Regions from separate parts of the Homo sapiens genome. Here region 2 is linked to region 1. A link is a loop called in an ENCODE intact Hi-C map of the cell type or tissue named here. Cell type or tissue: heart right ventricle. All regions are shown on one strand. Links, peaks and the distances in the headings refer to the core of each region. The heading gives the core; the rest is flanking DNA. Region 1 has its middle 32 kb from the start of CD44-AS1. Region 2 overlaps PDHX (pyruvate dehydrogenase complex component X).

Region 1 (2,924 bases), core at 188-2,687:
GTATGTGTATGTGACTGAAAAGTTCCTGTTCAAATCTTTTACCCATTTGTCCATAGCCCCATCAGTGAGTCCACTTGTTAACCATTTGGCACCCCTAATAATCCATGCACTGCTAGTATTCCCCAAGTGATTCACACACTGCTAATAATCCCCTAGTGATCCATGCACTGCTAGTAATCCCCTGGTGATCCATGCACCGCTAGTAATCCCCTGGTGATCCATGCACTGCTAGTAATCCCCTGGTGATCCATGCACCACTAGTAATCCCCAGGTGATCCATGCACTGCTAGTAATCCTCTAGTGATCCATGCACTGCTGGACCCCTAGTGATCCATGCACCACTAGTAATCCCCAGGTGATCCATGCACTGCTAGTAATCCTCTAGTGATCCATGCACTGCTGGACCCCTAGTGATCCATGCACCACTAGTAATCCCCTAGTGATCCATGCACTAGTAGTAATTCCCTAGTGATCCATGCATTGCTAGTAATCTCCTAGTGATCCATACATCGCTGGCTGTGTTATGGGTCCATCTTGCCAACATGGATACTGAGACAAGCAAAATGAGACCATTTTTAGGAAGGGAGTGTAAGATGAAGGGCCGAGGCCTTCTTTCCTCAGGCTCAAATGATGAGGCCTTTGAGCACAGATCTAATGGGAGCAAAACAGGGCCCACTTCATCTTTGATCTCTTCTTTGACCGATAATGTGTGAGGCCCAGCAGGCTCTACCTGACATCAGCGGGCTGTTTGCTTTGATGTGAATTGCCAATTAACAGAGGAAGTTACAGAAAGTCACAAAAAAGTCTTTCCACCTACCACAAGAACTGCCAGGAGCCCCTTGAGCCACATCCCCAACGAAGTTCTGGCTGTGAGAACCCTATAGGCTGAGTGCTTTATCAACTACAGAAATCAATGCCTTGCAGTTGAGGAAGGCTTGCAGTGTGAGATCAGTGTGGCAGCATGGTGTTTTCTGGGGAGGGCCCCCCTTCTGGGTTTCTCCTTATATCCTCACATGGCAGAAAGAGGGCAGGGGAACTATCTGAGGTCATTTTTATAAGGGCTCTCATCCCATTCGTGAGGAATCTATCCTCATGATCTAATCACTTCCCAAAGGCCCCACCTCTTAATACTATCACCTTGAGGGTTTGGATTTCAACTTATAAATTTTGGGGTAAAAACAAACATTCAGTCCATTGCAGTGCCCTGCCCTGTGATGGAGGATTGTAGAACCACAAAGGGCAATACCTGCAAAGAGCGTGAACTGTGTGGCCTGCCACCTAAGGCACTGGCCCTAGTGTGGGCACCTCCTTCCAGGCACAATGTCATAAACAGGATGCCAGTGTTCTGTACGTCAAAGAACCACAGGTGACAGCGGGTTCAGGCACCTCCAGGAGAGCTTTCATGAGAAGCTTTCCTCACTTGTCACCTTTCAGCCCAGACAGGAAGGTGTGAGTAGAGATGCCCACACATCTGACTTGGGTTGAGCAAGGAGAGAAGACTGTGGAGTCCCTGGCAACAACACAAATGTTTTTAGCTCAATAATTCTTTGTCCTGGTAGTTTTTAAAGTTCAATTAATTCATTCTTCCACTGAGGCAGTGAAAGGCCATATTTAATTCCCATATTGTCCTAAGAAAAACTGAGCCACAGAGTCAGGCTCAAATTCCAGAGTGTAGACTGGGTCCACACAGCTTGTCCAAAAAAATATAAAAAGAATAAAGCCATCCAATGCAAATACTGTTTTTACTCTCAAACGTTTAAAAGCAGAGACGTTAAACTCTGAAGAATTCCATAAAGCAGATAAATAAAATATTATTTCATGGTTCTCCCTTTCCTTTTTACAAGCTGAATGAATATGTAAAACCTCCACATCTTTTTATGTCTGTTATTTGGGGTAATCAGATTTTAGCCTTCCAAATATTGTCTGGAAAAATCTAGTGGCTTCCAGTTAAGGAAAAAAAGACAAATTTAGAATTGCAGTCATCTGTTCCTCACTCCTTTTGTTGAGTGACCTGACTCCCCTGGAATTCTCCAACAGCTTCTGTCACTTCTCAGATGTTTTCCAGGCCTGAATAACACACTGCTCACAAACGGAGGAGCCACAGAATTTCCCAACTGCCTTCCTTTGAGTGAACAGTTCCGTTGGAACACCATCTTCCTTCTCCACCTGATCCCAAACTTCCCTTTCATCTTGGTGATGAGGACAGAGATCATTCCAGATTGTAAAGCCAGATTGTTAGCCCGTGCTTTTTTGCAGATAAGGAAGAAGATACCCTAGTTTAAATGAACTAGAGGTAACTCAGTTACAAACCAAGCTTAAGTCCTGGCTCCATCCCTTTCCTAGCTATGGATGATTGGATTGTTAACTTAGCCTCAATTGCTTCATCAGTAGAATGGGGCTAATCATGCCTATGAGATAGAGATTTTCATATGAGAACATTCATAAAGTAGTTAGTCCAGTGCTTGGCACATAATGAGGGCTCAGTCAGTGATAGTTACCACCATCATCCTCATCATCATCCTCATTATCACTATTTTCATCCTTAGCGTTACCAATCACCACTTCTTTGTGACCAAGCTGGAAGAAGTCATGCCTCCTCTCTCCCAGTTTGGCCTTTACCCCAACCATATCACATGGACACCAGCATGTAATCCATAGTTCAGCTGCCCTCCCCCAAATCTGAGCTTTGTTAGTAGACCATGAGCTTTCCTGACCTAGCCTGGGATAACCCCACCTTTAGTCTAGAGGAGCTTCATGGTCATTACGAGTTTGCATTATCTGATGTTCCAAATGTCTTCAGTTACTTGCCAAGTCTCTGAGGCTTAGCAGTGAGAGAAGGCACTGCATTTCTTCAGGGAAACGAAGTGAGTTTCAGCCTGGCCCAAGTGACCTCTCACTGAGATGGGAGCCTGAGCTGGCCCTTC
Region 2 (2,924 bases), core at 173-2,672, 330 kb after region 1:
ACCAACCTCTCATTAAAATCACTGGCAAATGTTTTACCTTCAGTGCTCATACTATTCACTTCCAAAGCTAAAAGCCAAATCAGGCATTCAACAAATGCCTACTGAACACTTGTTATCCTAGCCCTAGACCAAACCAGATTCTCGACCTCAAAAGGATTAAAATTTAGATGAGAAGATAAATACACAAGTACTAGACAGTAGTAGATAAAAATGCCATTAGACCATCAAAGAATTATGAGAGCTGAGATTCTACCTGATGGAACACTGGAAAACAACAACAAAAAAATCTGTACTAGTATTACTTAATATCTATTAGGATGGCTATTATCCAAAAAAAAGCTAGGAAATGACCAAAATGTTTATGGAAATAGTCTCTAGACTAGGTGGTATTTACAGACAAATTACAGGGAGATCTGAGTCCTCTGGACTCAGAATTATATATAAAATTGTGTATGTATGCACTTTCCTGAAGAAGTTAGTGGTATAGCTTTTATAGTTTAACAGATTTGTTCCCCTCCAAAAACCAGGGCTAATATATTCCCAAGAAATCTCTCCTGAATTATACATTTGCTGATCCTAATTTTTCCCTAGGAATGTTTCATATAATAAAGTCCTTGATTTATACAGTAACAGAAAGATATCAAGCAGATCACTAGCTATAGTAAATGTACTGCCTACCAAAAAAATGAATCACCCATATACCCCATCTTGTTCATAGAATCTGCTGATTCTATATTATTATACTTCTACTTAGTATCCAATGGCACATTAGAAAAGAGGTTAGCCAGAATTTTTAGATAGCATATGGTGTAGAATGCATTTCCTTTGAATGAAATAAACCAAACATTTTAGAAGAGATTTCAGCTTGGAATACTGTCCTTCTTGGTATTAAACTATAAAATTAAAATTCTACATGAAGTTCACTTTACTTTGCCATCTTGGGAGAAGAGCCAAAAGAAATTACCATTCCATTTACAGCCTAGCAAAAGAATACATACACACACACACACACACACACACACACACACACAACGATACTTTGGGAATTTACACATTTTGTCGTAAAAGGCAAATTAAGCTCAAGACAACAACAAGAAGGTATATTTAAGAGTACATCACCTTAGAAATTTACAGATAGGAGAAGTCAATATATACTCTAACTCTCTTAAATAGTCCTGCCACCCTTACACGTAGTCAAGAATTTTGGTGTCCTTAATTGTTCTAAAATGATAGGCTGTCACAGAAATGCTAGTCTACAATGCGGTTATTACTATGTCTGATTTCATTTTTTTAAAAAAAGCAAAAATGTTCATTTAGGATGTACACACGGTGAACTTTAAAACGTCAGCATGCTGACACTGTTCTGCTGAAATCTATAATCAAGCTATCACTTGATACTGAGGTAGACTATGGTTAAGGAAACAGGCATTGGTGTCAGATCTGGGTTGAAACCTGAACTATCTACCAGAGTATAGTATTAGTTGTGAGTATTAAATGAGCTGATTCATGTAAAGTGCTTACAAGGGTGCATAGTATATAGTAAGCTCTCAACAAATGCTACTTATTATTCCCAAACCTATCCCCAAATTTCTTTCTTGCTGGTAGCTCAACTTTGTTCAGCAATATACTTTTCTTGTGCATATGTACTCAGAGTTAGTGATTCCACACCCATCCCCTTGATTAGCCAAAGTCTATACATTTTTCACACAGTGAAGTCAAGCCAGTGCCTAACTTAAGAAAGGGCATACGACCCAATTCTGGTCAATACAATATAAGAAAATTCTGCTGTGGTAACAGAAGATGTTTCTTGTTCTGCAAAAAAGACATCCAAGAAGAAAGGTCCTCTCTTCTTCCTCTGGATGTCATCACGTGCACAGTTCCAAAGTGGTCATCCACTTATCCACTAACCTTGGGTAAAATGCTAAAACCTCTCTGAGTCTATTTCTTCTCCCGTGAAACCTGGCAAACCTTTGCAGGGTTTTTATGATGGTTAGAAGTAATGCAAATATAGTGAGAGCTCAGTATGTGATGGCTACTTCTAATACCCTGCTTTCATAGACAGAATAAAATCCTTTAAAACAAGGTAAACATATACAAAGTATTTCCTGATCATCTAAATCTTCTTAGTCCCTCCTGTTGCTGCCTGTAGTAAGATCTCATTTACCCCTGTCCTATTTTCTTTGGATGGGCAAACATCTCAGCTGAGTAGCCTACAAGTGCTTTGCTTAGATGATACACTTTGCTTGGTCATTACTTAGCGCAGAAACAATTAAAATAAATAAAATAAAATAAAATACTGCATTACTGGCCTATTTTAGTCAGATGGTCATAGCAACAGAAATGTCAATCATTGATTCTCAACTACTTTCTTAAAGAAAATGTCCAAATCGTAGCCTTCGAAAGAATCAGCCTTGCATGCCCTGTAGCACAACTGGTCTACTTTGGGTCAGTTTCTCTATTCAAGGAATTTGAAAGGAGATTACAGAAATGATGGTGAGCACTTAAACAAAACTGACAGCGCATCGTGCATAAAGGCCTGAATCACCACTGAGGCAAGGCAAGCTGACACTGAGAAAGAAAAGCCAGGAGTAAACAGATTGATAATTGCAAGTCTGTACAGGAAAACAAAGTAAATAAGAGAAAGAAGACAAATAATATGAGCCCTAGAAGAAATAGATGGAATAATTATGGTTTCCCCATGGCCCTGCAGCATTTTATAAGTGATGTTCTATCCTTTTAATAAATCCTACTTTTACTAGAGCTATTCTACATGTTTCTGTTTCCACAGTTAAATGAGAATTCAAAGGAGAATATCAATCTTATCAGTGTATAAGCACTTAATAAGAACCAGGCCTAAAAGAGTATCCGTGTTTTGGCAGAAATACCATACCATTAACTCTATCAAAGAAGTTCCCTCTCTCCTG

The links. Peaks named below come from ENCODE experiments on the same cell type or tissue, not always from the same donor. Only the 100,000 strongest peaks of a DNase experiment are listed, where the experiment ranks them.
Region 2: it touches region 1 in a loop (4-fold over the local background); 61 of 110 quality-filtered maps call a loop at or near these places.

The regions. Positions count from the first base shown.
Region 1 is chr11:35,246,043-35,248,966 of GRCh38, reverse strand. No RefSeq gene overlaps it. Among named protein-coding and RNA genes, the nearest start is that of CD44-AS1, 32 kb to the right of the region's middle. In heart right ventricle, for the core only: no CTCF peak of the experiment used is centred there; a DNase peak (open chromatin) is centred at 1,376; H3K27ac peaks cover 2,058 bases.
Region 2 is chr11:34,920,972-34,923,895 of GRCh38, reverse strand. All of the region lies in intron 1 of PDHX (pyruvate dehydrogenase complex component X), which reads right to left. Among named protein-coding and RNA genes, the nearest start is that of PDHX, 5.8 kb to the right of the region's middle. In heart right ventricle, for the core only: no CTCF peak of the experiment used is centred there; no DNase peak of the experiment used is centred there.